Linked DNA regions of Homo sapiens: region 1 is linked to region 2. Evidence: read pairs that join two places in POLR2A ChIA-PET (ENCODE). Cell type or tissue: OCI-LY7. All regions are shown on one strand. Each heading gives the region's core, and the rest is flanking DNA. Links, peaks and the distances in the headings are about the cores only.

Region 1 (8,151 bases), core at 1,784-6,783, 160 kb after region 2:
ATGTTTCCTTCCTCCCCCCATCCTGGACTGCTCAGCAGAATGACTGATTCTTTAAGGTGTATTTTACAAAGAATGTGGGCAGGACCATGCCTATATTGTTTTCCTCTGCAAAAGGAGCAACTAGCACAAGTACCCAGTATTCTTTGCAGACTTAAATTAGTGGCATTTTTCTCTTAAATTTCTCCTTGGTCTTGCAAGTGCAGAAACAAATCACATTCAACAAGCCATAAGAACAAAATTAAAATGAGATATTCACATCAGCAAATTCTGTGTAGTTTAGTATACTCCTAATTGACGAAACAAATAAAACTTAAACAAATTAACTTAAAAAGCAACATTTTAGAGTGGGATTTTTACCCTATTAATATTTCTACCAATTGTCATGAGCACTTCTATTTTATTAAAGGTTTTGTTCTTCATTAACTGCTATTTCACTATCTAGACATTCTTCAGTAGCGTGTACTTCTGTAGCCTTCACATCCTTTTACAATACACAGGAAAATTGTTTAAAATCTTGGCAGGTAAAATTGCTCACTTCATAAAAAATGACAAATTTTTTTATAGTGTGTTTATATAGTTTTGTTACCAAAAGAATATATCACTTGTGTGTTTCTTTAAATCTAATAAAATGAACTTTAAGAAAAAATATTTTGATCACAAAAGGTAGATAATATTTTTATAAGTAGTCTATTATATGGAACAGCTCTGCCCAATAGAAGTGAATTAAACATGAGTCAAAATTTAAAATTTTCTCACAGTCATGTATTAAAAATGTAAAAAGTACATGTGTACTACAACAATAATAACCTTATTCAGTGTGATAGTTAATGTGAAATGAAGTTGTACTCAAAAGAAGAATGTTTACTTGACAGAAAAAAATACTTTACTTTGTTTTCACTTTTACATTTAAAATTTAATTCACCCAATGTAGCCACTAGGCATATTTCAAGTGTTCCATAGCCACTTGTAAGTAACAGCTACCATAACAGGTAGCTCAGAGAGAATATCAAAACTGGCAATTGGCAAAATTGCAAAAATGCATCTGTTTCTCACCTTTGTTAAACTAAGCCTTCACATCACCTTCAGGATGCCTAATGCACTAACTCCAGACCAGAACAGCACTCTAAGTTTTTATGAATTTTCTTATATACCCACCCTCTTAGTCTTTTCTGTTAGATTACAGAGTTTTGTCAGAAAAAAACTAACTATGGCTCTAGTTTTTAAGTCCTTCCCAAAAGGCTTAATGCCTTAAGTAAAATGTACATACTACATTAAAAAGGGTCCCCAAAGGTAAAGGGATTTTTTTCTTTTTCTTTTTGGTCAGTTTGATTTTTTTAGTCATTGAGAATGCATATTACTACAATGATGACTATTACTTGATATCTCATTATCTTAATTTTTTTAATATACCTGTAGAATTTACTGGTAAAATTACTGCTGCTATTGAGAAAGAGACTTTTTCATACTAGGTAAATTCTGCTTAAACATATAAACCTGTAATTGTGATAGAACCATTTGGATGAGGAAGAGATCATTTATAGTTGCCAGGAGAAAATGGAATGGGAGATAAATAACAAAGCTCATAATGAACAGCAGGGAAGATTTCCTAAAATTACTCTGTTCTTTCTCCCATGCTGTTTAATGAAATTCTTTATGACACAGGAGAATATTTGACATTTGAGAGTCAGCAAAATGTTTAATGATGATTCACAACATGATGAAATACTGTAGAGTCTAAGACTGCTTCATCCTTAATAGAGAAATGGTATGTAAAACAGTGATGTTCATGAGTCTCACAATCAAGAAGGAGAAATTCCCCTCACAGGAAAGCAGTGCAAGAACTTGACAAGTATCAATTTCAAAAATTCCATTAATTTCAAATGACATACTCATAAGGATGTGCATTTATTATAAATTAAAAGACATTTTATTTTTAGCAGTTCTTAAGTTTGGCCCGCCTTTTGAGATTTCTGCTGATTAAAGTTAGAAGTTCTTGGTGATTATTTTTCTATATAAATATTACCACTTATCAATTAATTCAGCTGTTTGAAATATAATTAAACCTAATAAAGTTCTTGGATGTGTGAATCATTGTATTTCAGATCTGAGCTCTTCCAAGTATTTTTTGTTATGCTTAATCTCACCCAAATAAAAAATTGCTATGTGGATATAGGGAAAAAGGGCAAGTAATTGCCCTGACATACGGAGAGTGTATTTCATTTGTAATGGAAATGATGGCATTATAATATTAGAATATTAATGGTGATATTAGAATTTCAATGAAATGTAGATGATAGAAATAAAATAGAAACAGTAGGAAACATATAGGAAAAGCAAGACAGCAAGAATATACCGTAGGCTTTCTTGTAAGTGAATTAATCCTTCTTTGGAAACTGATAATAAAATAGGTTAAAGTTATAATTTTCATAATATAAAAAACTAATCATTTCAGATTGTGGATAATACCAACAAAAATAACAGTAATCACCATTTTTTGAGCACTTCTTACCAACCAGTAACCCTACTAAATGTTTTCCATGCTTACCCTGTTAAAAAAACAAACAAACAAACAAAAAAACTTATCCTGTTAAAAAAATTTACTTATCCGGTCTTACATATTTAGAAAAAAAATGAAAGAAAAAGCAATTCCTTGATATTATGTCCCCTAGGTTCATCCATGTTGTCAAAAATGACGATATTTCATTCTTCTTTATGGCTATTGGGAATAATGCTGTGTTATACATGGGAGCCCAGATAGCTCTTTGCATACTAATTTTATTTTCTTTAAATATGTACCCAGAAGTGAAATTGCAAGATCATATGACAGAAATCCTGAGACATGCAAAGGGATTACAATTATAAATAAGAATTATTGTAACAATGTAACTACCCTCTTTTGCATCATATGCTTAATAATTTATTAATGCTATATTATCTAATAGAAATAGAAGAGGAAAATATCTTAATGGTTGGATGTGTTAGTCCATTCGCATCGCTATAAAGGAATACCTGAGACTGGGTAATTTACAAATAAAAGAGATTTATTTGGCTCAGTTTCTGCAGGCTGTACAAGAAGCATGGCACCAGCATCTGCTTCTGGTGATAGCCTTAGTAAGTTTTCAATCATGCTGGAAGGGAAAGGATGGGCAGGCATGCCACATAACGAGAAAGGGAGCAAGAAAGATGCCAGGCTCTCTGAAACAACCAGCTCTCTTGTGAAATAATAGAACTCACTCATTACCTGTGAGATGGCACTAAGCCATGTAGGAAGGATCCATCTCCATGATCCAATACCTCCAACTAAGTCCCATCTGCAGCACTGGGGATTACATTAACATGAGATTTTGAGGGGACAAACATTCAACCTATATCAGTTGATTAACTTTTGTCACTACAATATTCACATAAACAACATATTTTCATCATTACTATTGTGCTTATTAACTTTCATAGGAAATGATTAATAACTATTCTGAGCCACCACCCACTCCCATGGGCAGTGTAGCTTGGAATGGTCTGCTGGAGATTTTTATATATGCCTCCAACAGCATTGTCTCCATCACCACCATCTTGAGCATCATGATTTTTAACCATCTCAAGAAGTGTGCAGGTCACATAGCTAGTTAATCAGAACAATGTTTTTTATATCTTGCTACACTGTTTTAGACATGTTTTTAAAAATGAATTTATGTATACTGTATTTATTCATTCATTAATGTCCAAGTATGTATATCTTAGAAATTTATTTGTTATATATAGACCTTCTTGAAATAAAAAAAATCTGCTTTAAAGATTTAATATAAAGGAAAGAATAAATAAAATGTCATTTTAACATCACCTTTTCTTTTTTCCCATTTAAATATCATCTTTCTTTTAATTTCAATTCGTAGTAGTATTATGTTTTAAATGTAATACTAGCTGAAAATACATAGGGTATAAGGATTTTTCTGGTTCACAAACTCATAAGCTTTTATTTTTGTCTCTCCCATCCATATTTGCTTTTAGGCATTCAGGTCTGACATATCCATCAGAATATAAGTAAACAATGATGAAAAGTAAAATGTTCCTTCAACACTTCATTCTGTTTGTTGTTCTTTAAGTGAACTATTGCCATGTGACATTTGAGAACGACATCCTAGATGTTTAAATCTGAAAATTGTTCTGGTCTTGTATTTCAATTCTGTTGGTGAAAAACAACTTTTGGTATAGCTGCCAATGAACTTAAGAGAAAAACTGAAGACACAACTGTAACAACTAATTTTTTCAAAGGCAAGGTGACAAATACTTCTCTGTCCTTTAGGTATTACGCACTTAATACGGGATACCACATCAACAGTACATTAAAAAAAAATTTTTTCAGGACCTTATTAAAACATTCGTTTAATTTTGTGGAGATATTTATTTGATTAAATTATGGCATGCTCTACTTGAAATGTTGAATATTTGTGGGGTTGGGAATTATATATGGCATTATAATACTATATATAGGTGACAGTTTCCAAAGTGTTATAAGTTTCTTTTCAGATCACAGGGATATTGAGGAAGTCAGTAGGTGAGTAGCCAATGCAAGGAGTTTTCCTCTGTGTTCTTCCCTATATTCTTTCAACACTCCTTGCCTGTGGTTTTTTTTTTCAAATTGGGAAATAGGGCATTAGACTGGGAAAACCTTGTAGCAATCAAGAGGCAAAAGATTGTCAAAAATTAGTAAGAGTGCTCCTGGCTAACACGGTGAAACCCCGTCTCTACTAAAAACACAAAAATTAGGTGGGCGTGGTGGTGGGCGCCTGTAGTCCCAGCTACTGGGGAGGCTGAGGCAGGAGAATGGCGTGAACCTGGGAAGTGGAGCTTTCAAGTGAGCCGAGATCGCGCCACTGCACTCCAGCCTGGGCGACAGAGCGAGACTTGGTCTCAAAAAAAAAATAATAATAATAAATAAAATTAGTAAGAGTTTGGGCTGGGCGTGGTGGCTCACGCCTGTAATCCCATCACATTGGGAAGCCGAGGCGGGAGGATCACTTGAGGTCAGGAGTTCCAGACCAGCCTGGCCAACATGGCGAAACCCCATCTCTACTAAAAATACAAAAATTAGTTGGGCGTCATGGTGGGTGTCTGTAATCCCAGCTACTTGGGGAGGCTGAGGCACGAAAGTCACTTGAACCTGGGAGACAGAAGTTGCAGTCAGCCAAGATCACACCACTATGCTCCAGCCTGGGTGACAGAGTGAGAATCCATCTCAAAAAAAAAAAAAAAAAAAAAAGTAAGAGTGTGTATAGCACTTTTTCTCAACTCTGTGTATGTCCTTAGCTATTATAACTTAATGGAGAGCAAATTGCTGCTGTGTAAGGAACACCTGCTTACAAGTCTGAACCTGGGTTATCAAACCCTCTTAACTACCAAGTAATGCCAAAAATGTCTCCTAATATCTTTTGGTCTCAAATTTCTCATCATTAAAATGTAGCATTTGAAATATGATCTCTAACATCCTTCTCAACTGTAAACCTGACAAGCTGAGAAAGAAAGGTAGAGAGATGGTTGATTTTTTAGCATAAATTCAGATTTATATTGACTGTGTGACATCTGGGCAAATGAGAAATTCAACTGAAATTATATCCAACTACATAAGTAGGATTTCGCAAAATGCTAAACAAAGCATAACCTATAAAATGTAGATAATTTGTAAGTGCCACTCAATTCTTGATATGAGTCTAACATATTTATTAAAAATAAGCAGAAAGTTTGGGAGGCTGAGGTGGGCAGATTGCTTGAGCTCAGAAGTTTGAAACTAGACTGGGCAATATGGCAAAACCCCATTTCTACCAAAAATACAAAAAAAAAAATAGCCAGGTGTGGTGACACATGCTTGTGGTCACAGCTATTTGGGAAGTTGAGGCAAAGAGGATCACCTGAGCAGGGGGAGAGGAGGTTGCAGTGAGCCAAGATCCCGCCATTACACTTCAGCCTGGGCAACAGAGCAAGGACCCGTCTAAAAAAAAAACTGAAAAAGTAAGCAGAAACTTTAAAAAATCCATTGCAAAAATAAAATTGTTGAAACAAAAGGCCAATATGGGGATTTTAGGGGTCGGGAGGAAAATAAAAGATAATACATAAATCATGTGGCCTTGTGAAAGAGATAACCAATCGTAGCCAGTTATGCATTGGATATAAGAGCCTTCAAACTTCAAAGAATATCATGGATACACAATCCCACATTGCCTTGGAATTTTAGTTTTAAAAAACCCTTTTCTTTTTTGCCTTGCATTTGTTCTTGCCACTAATTGCACTATTGAGAACTTAATTGTTTGTGATATAAGGCCATGTTCACTATTAAATAAGGGACAAGTACCTAATTGTTGGTACAAGTATGTGATTGTAACTGACTGAGGAATTATTGACATTATGTTCCATATTGTTTCCATAATAACTGACTTGTATAAAGGCCATTTTTAAAGGCCATTACAGGACAGATGTTTACAGGACAGATGTTTATAACAGGTAACTGTCACATAAAATATTTATTTATTCAACCAGTATTATTATTTTTAAGTTCATAGCACTGAGAGGGCTATAAATACATGTCATGTTTGAAGTAATAACTTGTACTAGGGGCATAGTGTCAACCTTGAGAGGAGGAAATGAATGTGGTAGTGCAAGAAACATTTAAGGAATGGAAGGATGGAACTTTAGGACAATCAGTAGCTACATGAAAATGTGCTTGGAGATTTGGGGGGATCAAAAATGAAAACAGACCTGGAGGTATGTGATGTCTGAGATATGAGGATAGTTTCGATATAGTGGACAAAGATTGAAATGGATTTAAATGACCTAAGTTTTTAGTTGGTTTACTGGACAAATGTTAATTTTTCAAAAACATGATGTTTGAGTAGGAGAAGAAGAGTTATATTTTGAACATGTTCAGCACGGGTCAACCAAGTTAATAATTTCCCTAATCGGGGGAAATGAATAAAGATAATGTGAGAGATAGATAGTTGAGTGTTAACAGCATGAGAGAAGCACAACAATAATAAATGTCAAAATTTTATAAGTATTGCTATGGGCTTTGTACAATCTTAAACAGTTTAAACAAGTAAAGCACATCACATCAGCAAATCAACATAGGTAGGTACCATTATTACTCCTGTTTCACAGAAGAGGAAACTCAGTCACAAAGATGAGTAGAGTCATTTGCTCAGGAACACTCAATATGTGGCAGAGTCACGATTTGGGCACAAACAATGGGATTGTAGTGTCTGTGGCCATGATTACTAGCAAGAATTAGTGTGCAGTGGCTCCTAAAGAGATCAAGGGCTTAGCCTGAAGTGGAATGCACAGTTTGGGGATGACAGGCAGAAATGCAGCCAATAGAGGTCAAAGAGTCACCAGTGTGTTCTCTACCCAGAACCAAATTAAACAATTCTGACTTTTTAGAATGCTCTAGTTGAAGAAGTAAGGTTTTAGACTGATCATCCAGAGGTATGTATGTATGTATGTATGTATTTATTTTGCAAGTAAACATTGAATGGATGTCCTCTGTTTCCAAAGCACTATGTTGAATCAGAAACATCATCTCAGTGTCCACCTTGACCAAGGCTAACTTATTCCTAGTCCCCATCTCGCCTTGAAGGAGATACCGTTGAATAAAATAACAGCTGAATGTACTTAGCTGGTTTCAATGTGTTATTTCAGATTATTTATTCCAGAGTCAGAAAATGTAATTCTCTTTAGTGTTTTTCAATGTGTCATTGCTTAAAGCCTGCCTGTAATGTACCTGAAGTGTTTTTTAAATGCAGGTTCCTAGGCTTAAACTAGAATTAGAAATCAGAATGCTAACAAAGAAGATATTGAAACATGCTAACAAAAATCTCTAATTGTTTGCCAGAATTTTTAATTTTCTTTTTGTACTTACTTTTAATTATGAAAATTTTTAGTCATAACCATAGAGAGAGTTGTTTAATAAACCTTCATATACCCATCTGCTAAATTCAATAATTATTTTAAAAATCTATTTTTTTCATGTTTTTAACTCCTTGTTCTTCCTTTCTTCCCTTCTTCCTTTATTCCTTCCTTCCTTCCATCCTCTCCTCTGTCTTATATAACCCACTGACATAATCACACTTAATAAAATTAGTAATTATTTACTGTCATTTATATTCA
Region 2 (8,151 bases), core at 1,483-6,482:
GTGAAAGTCTGTAGTTCCTTTTTTATCTTGCTCCAAGCTCCATGATGCTCAGCCAAGCAAGAAGCTACAATTGCCTTCAAAGATGACTCTTCACTTGAATGAGCACTGTGGGGTGCAGAGGAAGATGAGAGCCTGGCCTTGTGTAAGAAGATTTAACATATGCCTCATTTTAGATCAGGCTCTATCTGCAAAGGATTCCATGGAACCTTCAAGGCATGTACACATCTCTAATTCACAAGAGGAAATTATGAATTACAGAGTAAATCTGAGTGAATCTTATATTTGAAAGAGACTTAGGATATTTCGATTTTTATAAAGATTAACTAATTTTTATATCGAGAATCTCTCCATGCGTCTGGTTCATGTGTCAGGAGATACAGTAGTAATTTACAGGTCATTAGTGTCAAGATATATGCAGATAAACACACATAGACATCCATCTGTTTGAAGATATAATTAACAACATTTTAGAACATAGGTCACTTTTCTATGTTAGAAAATGTATTTATTGCATAGTCATGAAAACCCTCACGTTTATTTCTCAAATCTCTTTTTATCATTGACTCCAAAGATAATATATGTCTAGTCTCTAAGGCCTTCTCGGAAAGTGCTAATTCAGCAGCATTTTTCTCTTAGGCTGTCAGGTTCTGCCCAGGTTTTTTTGCCTTCATATTTGGAAGAATCCTGCTGCATTTAAGCTACACAATAAATATTAATGGTGAAAGGGACTTATTTTGTTTTACTTTGGATAAATATACTTTTTTATGTTAAGTATCCAGGACATCAATCTCATAAATAGAATAAATGAGAAATCTTCCCAAAAACACTTGTGAAATATCATAAGCCAGTATCATTAAGTCCACAACCTAAACAGGAACTTGACAATTTACTTGTATTTTTGTTTATCTCCCTTCACATCATTTAAGCTGTAGTGTTAAGATTCTCCTATAGAGACTGTTTTTCCTTATAGTTAATTGGGAAAAAGAAGTAAAACAATTGATACTGAGTTGTGTCATTTAGCATCATATATACACTGTTATTTCTTTTTAAATCTATAAGGGAACTCTTGATATTGTATAGTTATAGAAAATGATACAGCCCGCTAGAAATCTATGATAGAAGTGTTTCAATTAGTTATGTCTTATCTACTCATTCACTTTCTTATAGTTTTACTTACTAATTCTCTTATAACATACTATGTTTTAAAATTGAAATATTTAGGCCTTACTTTCTTGTCTTCTCTTATTTGCCCTTGAACTGGAGTTATTAACTATGAATAAAACAGACCAGAACCCTACACCACCAACTCCTTATGTCACCCATTGTTTCTTCATTCGCCCATCCATTGTTTCCCCACATAACTCTTCAAACATGTATGACGGTCTGCTCCAAGCTAGTCCTTATGTTGGACACTGGATATTCAATGTCTTGGACAATTAATATAAATCAGAGGAATTGTTCATGTTCAGTTGTTTGATATTTAAGTCTTATTTTCCTTATTGATTTTGAATCATTTATGTGACATTCTTTTTTTTTTTGAGACGGAGTTTCACTTTTGTTGCCCAGGCTGGAGTGCAGTGGCTCAATCTCAGCTCACGGAAACCTCTGCCTCCCAAGTTCAAACAATTCTCCTGCCTAAGTCTCCCAAGTAGCTGGGATTACAGGCATGAGCCACCACGGCTGGCTAATTTTTGTATTTTTAGTAGAGACGGGGTTTCTCCATGTTGGTCAGGCTGGTCTCGAACTCCCAACCTTAGGTGATCCGCCCGCCTCAGCCCCCCAAAGTGCCAGGATTACAGGGGTGAGCCACCACGCCCGGCCTTATGTGACATTCTTTAGGTTCTCATCTTTGATATACTTGATATTTGTTTTGATGTTGCTAGCTACACTGAAGCAATCAAAGTTATTGAGGCTTTCTTATCCCCACTTCCTAACACACATACACACATACACACACACACACACACACATACTCACAAAGGATAATTTTTCATCATGCCACAGCTTTAAACAAATGTAACACTGAGGACCTGAGCATGTCACAATATTAACCTGTGGGAAAGTCAGCCTAAGTTATTTTATTGGTTTACTTGAGTGATGATTTCGTAAAGCGTGGATATGTTAAATAAGGCCCAAAGGCTATGATATTATAACTCCAGAACTTTTTGATTATAAATACAAATTGACTAGAAAAATGCAGTTTCTTTAAAGTTCACCCTTCCCCCTTTATCAGTAGCATATTTAAAAGTTAGTCATATAGTTCCATTGCTCCACATTTAAGCTTTGTCTTCCTGTGTCAGATTGGATATCTGTGTTTGTGTTTATTTGATTTATGATAAACCTAATTGTACATGTGTGCTGATAAAATTGTGTGAGTTTTATCAATTTATTATTTCCAACTTTTCATTTGGATTAGCAGAAAATTATGGTCTAAGGATTGATTCAACTATGACTTCATGGTATAATCCAGATAAACAAGGGCATACCTCAGGGGACCTCTCAGTGGTAAAGCAATTTTAATTAGTAAATGATCCTGAAGCCGCACATTGAAAACAAACTATTACTCAGCAAACAATATTGGTAACGCCAGTCAGAGTTCTCATTCACAGCTTGTGAAAAGGCAGGATGCTTTGGGGAAGAGCTGGTGAGGGGTAATGAGAAGTGTCACTTAAAGTTAGCAAAGATCAAAATGAAGGACACTCATCCTCCTAGCACTAGAACTCATATCGAAGTGTTAGGTTTCTGAGTTATCTCAATTCTTCAGTTCCAACAAGGGAAAGGAAAATGCTCAGCTAACTTTCTATAAGAAATAAGGTTCTTCATCTTGAAATTCTTAGTTAATAAAGGAAACAGGAAATGGCAGCATAATTATGGCTATTGCTAAACCAGCATGTCACCAAATCAAAATTCTTAAAAAGAAAATAAAATGGGATTCGTTATTTTAACTATTTTGTTTCCAAATATCAAATTGTTAAATTATTATTTTAAACTGATATCCTCCCTTCTATTTTCTCTCTGTATTCCTTATGAATTATGTTTTAGATTTCAGATATTTATAATGTACTACTAATAGCATATTGTAAATAACAAGTTTCTAGATGGATTTCCAGAAACATCACTAAAATATAAAATATTTCCAGAAGCAAATCAAAATTCTTAAAAAGAAAATAAAATGTAAAAAGAAAATAAAATGGGATTGATTATTTTAACTATTTTGTTTCCAAGTATCAAATTGTTAAATATGATATTTAAACTGATATCCTCCCTTCTATTTTCTTTCTGTATTCCTTATGAATTATGTTTTAGATTTCAGTTATTTATAATGTACTACTAATAGTATATTGTAAATAACAAGTTGCTAGATGGATTTCCAGAAGCATCACTAAAATATTTGTATTGTGCAATCTTAAAACTACTGCTCTACTTAGAATTTAAAAATTTAAGAAAAAACATCAACCAAAGAAGTTTGATTTTTACTGCAAAGAAGTTTTAATAAGATTATTAACATTGTATTGGGCATTTGAAATCAGATATATGAGTAGATTGGTCACTATAATCAGGTGGATAAGTCAGTAATCAGTTGCTGAACATACTTCTTCCTTCATATTCTCAGGAGACCTTATCTACTGCAGCCTCATTACTCAGACAGTGCAGTGATTCATTATAAGGTCAATGATGACAAAAAAGGAAACTCACAGTAAAAAAAAAGGCAAAGAAATAAAGATCTCACCATATACTGTGAGTAGTCAGAACAGCTCTTGCTTCTGCAAGTGAATGAGAGCTGTTGCTGGGGCATTTAGAAAAAATAAATGGCCTCACATTTCCACGGCATTTCACCAGGCTGGAAGATACCTTTTCCTCCACTGTTCGTCTTCCATACCTCAAGCCCCAGCAGGTTATGATTCACTTGACCATGTGGTGGTGTGTTATCACTTTCAACTCCGAGAAAAGCTAGAGAGAAAAAGAGAAAGATTTTAGGCATTCGTTTAGCTCCAAACATTGGAAAGACTTAAATCTTTACCACTTTGAGGTGGTGTAGCTTAGAATTCGCCAGCAGTTAATAAGCTTATTTCAGTGTCATGCAAAGCAATGGCACCTTAAATAGTGTCATCCTTGACTCTGCTGTTAACTTGTTATACTTCACTAGTTTTGGCCACTTGTACATGCGCTAGTCCTAGCTAAAAATAAGCTAAAACACACACACACAGGCACACACCCCAAATCAGCTTCTTTGATGATTTAATGGGTGGAGTTAAGTTGAGAACAGAAGATATAGAGAATTAAGAGATCGGGGAAGGAGGCTGAGCAGGCAGAAGCAGTAACAGAAAAAAAAAATGTTTAAAAAGTCTTTCAGGGAAGATGCAGCAGGATTCACGTGATGTAAAACTGGAGAAGAAAATTAAAACCTGCGAAAGATTAAGCAAACCTCTTCTTTGCTTGTTCTACCAAACACACACAAACACACACACACAAACATAACTTAAGTGGAGGGATAAACCACATTAAACTGTATCTGGTTTCAAATGTTCCAAGGCCTATTTTAGCAGTTGTTTTTCTGTAAGTCATTCTGACTTGGAGCACTGGTCCTCCCCAAGGATATAAAATGTAGTGAAACTTATTATCAAGTCTGATGAAACCTAATGGTGTTTTACCTCTTTTTGGATGACTAGTGCATGCACAAAATAAGCCTTTGAGACAAATTCTATGATTTAGTCAATACTTATTGAGCACTGTTCTAAGGCTAGGGATACATTTATATATTTGACAGTGAAACAAACATGACCTTGTCTACATGGTGCTTATAAACTAGTGGAAGAGTATTCGATTTTCCATTGCATTGGCCATTTAATATATTTTTGTTATTATTATCATTTCTTTAATTTCGGTTAATTTTCTCATCATCTGTGATAATTTAGGCTTTGCTTTTTGTTGTTGTTGTTGTGTTTTATTGTTTTGTTTTTTGCAATGGAGAAAGTATATGCAAATAAGCAAGGGATTTGATCCTGACAATTGTACTTACAAAATATGACTTGGAGGAGGCTAGTTTTTATATGTCTTGAAGTCTATTTTATCCTTTGCAAAAAGAAGACACTAATTCTTAAGTCATAATTTGATGAATATGATATAAAACATAAAACTCTTAATGTAGTCACCAGAAAACAATAAATGCTTTAAAAATGTTCGTTCTGATCTTTTCCTCCTCTTGGATATCAACATAGAATTTCAACAGATAGGAAAAGTCATAGATTGCAAAGTACAAAGTATCATCATTTTATATACCATTAAGAAAATAATTCTAACAATTAAATTACAACATCATACTTACTTAGCACATTGATTATGTGGCATGTCCTGAACCTAGAATGTATAGATACATGTTTAAGAAAACATTGTGAATAAACAAATGAGTGTTTAAATTGTGTTTGTAAAATACAATGATTTTGGCATTTTAAATCTGAAGATAACTCATGTTAATGCTGTAGAGAAAAGATAAAATTGATTGCTATATGTATATACATTCATGAAAGTTTTGAGGAAGGACATAAAAATAAAAAGTAAATTAACCAATAAATGATCATGACTAAATATTACCCTTAAGAATTGTTTATTCTATAGTTTAAGCAATAGACTGGAACAGACACATAAATAATCTTTAAAAGCTAAAGGTACCTCTTAACCTAAAATAAATGTGTTTTTATATCAACTTGGGAAATTCAAAGAGATATAAACATTACTTACAAATTAAACATATCTCAAAGTAATAGTGTTTCTGATTATTGTATTCATTATTTCCACTCAACACAAAAAATTCAAACAACCAAAATCTAACAAAAGCAAGGTTTTACTAGTACAATCGGGGGACTGGTTTTGGGAACCCAGAAGATACCAAAATCTTCAGATGTTTAAGTACCTGATAGAAAATGGCATTGTTCTTGCATATAACCTAGGCATATCCTCCCATATTTTAAAAATCATCTCTAGATTTCTTATACCCAGTAAAATTTAAATGCTATGTAAATAGTTGTTACACTGTATTTTTCTCTTTAATGCCATTTTTTAAGAAGCATTTTTATTTTGTGAATTTTCAACCTGCAGTCTGTTGAATCTGAGGATGCAGAACCCTGGAACACAGAGGGCCGATTGGACTGTAGATTTCTTTGATGTGCAGGCTCTGAAAGAGTAAGCATTAGGCTAATAATGCACATCATAATAAACAGGTAATCCTTGTAAGTGGTGATGCTTTACACTCACAGATATGCCCAGGAGTGTAGGATGTTGTTCCCTGCTCCATTGGCAGGAGGAGATATTATGACATCTATTTCCACGAGTTCTTAGAATATAATTCACATATGCACATGCACTCACACCCATCATTCAGATCTGCTGGATTCCAAAGAATCGCTTCAATACTGGATTTCCAATTGCTGTAAAATACTGCACAGAGAATGAGAATTTTTGTTTAAAGTCACATTTGGAGTCAGTAAAAGCATAGATGTTAATCTGGCAAAAACTATGCTTGTGACGTAATCCAGGCAACCAGGAGCTCTTTGCCTGCCAGTCTCTTTGTTCTCCATTTGGCATTCTTCCTGAAATGCTTGAGATCATAGCAATGAAGAGACTCCCGTATGATTAAGTGACTTTGTGTTCAGGTGGCCAGATGCCAGGCGCCTCCCTGTTATTTGTATTAGTCCTTCACCTAGAAACAACAGATGCTGTGGTGACTCAGGGAGACATGTTTACAGTAGGAGAGACTAAGAGATAGCTTCCTGGAGGCTAAAGTGATGGCACACACAGGAACTGAGACTTCCATAACTTTTCTGGAACTGGAGTAGAAACTTGTGTAATTGGTTATAATGTTTTATATCCACTGATCTCTGTATAACTTATTCTGGACCCCGAGCCACGCTAATGAATTCTAACATAGATTGCCTGGTGGTCTAGGCAAATCGGTGTAATTAAAATGGACATAGGCTTTTGTCTGAGGAAGCTCATTTCTGTTGTTTTCTTTTCCTTGTTCCTCTTGCTCTGACTTGCTCTTCTGCTGCAAGAGCTATTTCTGCTTTATACTCCTTTTTAAAAGTTCAGATGCTCTCATTTCCTTCTGGGGATTTAAGAAAGAAATAGCAAGCGTCTTGGAATCCACGAGGTAAATACCCAAATCTTTCATTTGGTTTCCTCTTTCTGTATAAAGAGAGATCAACACTGTACCTAACTCATATCATAAAAAAATTTCAAACTTGGAATTTTGTAAATATCCCCCTACTTGTCAGAATATTCTCTAGTGAATATGAAGCACTTTCACAGGAGTATTAACTCTTAGCGGCTCCTTTTTCAAGAAACTACAGAAGAGGGCATTTTAACCGCCCCCCCACCCCACCATCCCCAAGGCCCCCAGTGCTCTTAAGCAACATGTGTACCTTTAAATATGTGCAACATGCCTAGAAGGCATCACTTTCACAGCTGGAGAATGACACTTATTAAAGAAAGAAAAAGAAAGGAAATAATTAGCTTTCAAAAGAAAACTGCAGAATTTTTTTTTTCCTTTATGAAAGAACAAATTTGTTTTCAAAGAGTAACCTGAATGAGAAGAAAAGGAAACTTTTCTAATTAGAATGTAATTCCAGAAACCTCTGATGGTGTCTTAACTCTACTGAATATGGAAATTGCAAGCCTTCTCTGTTAATTAACTCAATTCACTAATGTTGGGATGGACAGGGCTCCTCAATGCTAAGCTTTAGTGCTCCACTTTGAAAGCAGTAGCAGGTCAGTGGGGCTTCCACCACAGTGCTTGTGCATATACTGACTTTGTTCAGTAACAGGCTCAGCCAAGAAAATGGCCTGCTGACAAGAAGTTTGCTTTGATTTTGCTTTTTTTTTTTTTGCTTTTCCTTTTAAAATATTTCATTTGTTTTGCCAACATGCCTGCTTTTCTGGCACACCTGCCTTCTTCTTCAGATAGTGTTAGTTCTCTTAGAATCAATTGTGAGCAGCTTGCAACCAAATGCCTGATTAAAAAGTTAGCAGACCTTGAGTGCAATTACTTCAGCTCTATAGCACTCAGGCATTAAACCCTGTGTTAATTGTTTTCCATTTTTATAACGATCCTTATAATAGGATAAAAACAGGAGAGATCATTTCTTGTAGCTAGAA

The links. ChIA-PET counts read pairs that join two places held together with the same protein. Peaks named below come from ENCODE experiments on the same cell type or tissue, not always from the same donor. Only the 100,000 strongest peaks of a DNase experiment are listed, where the experiment ranks them.
Region 1: POLR2A ChIA-PET joins it to region 2 with 6 read pairs; 2 of 35 experiments call an interaction of 5 or more read pairs at or near these places.

What each region holds. Positions count from the first base shown.
Region 1 is chr13:66,494,921-66,503,071 of GRCh38, reverse strand. The region is part of intron 4 of PCDH9 (protocadherin 9); the gene reads left to right. Among named protein-coding and RNA genes, the nearest start is that of PCDH9-AS1, 200 kb to the right of the region's middle. In OCI-LY7, for the core only: no CTCF peak of the experiment used is centred there; no DNase peak of the experiment used is centred there.
Region 2 is chr13:66,655,861-66,664,011 of GRCh38, reverse strand. The region is part of intron 3 of PCDH9 (protocadherin 9); the gene reads left to right. It overlaps LOC105370247 (a long non-coding RNA gene), which reads right to left. Exons shown (of 3, transcript XR_007063818.1): 3 at 3,867-3,951. Among named protein-coding and RNA genes, the nearest start is that of PCDH9-AS2, 170 kb to the left of the region's middle. In OCI-LY7, for the core only: a CTCF peak has its summit at 3,928; DNase peaks (open chromatin) are centred at 3,851 and 4,161; H3K4me3 peaks cover 3,348 bases; H3K27ac peaks cover 4,201 bases.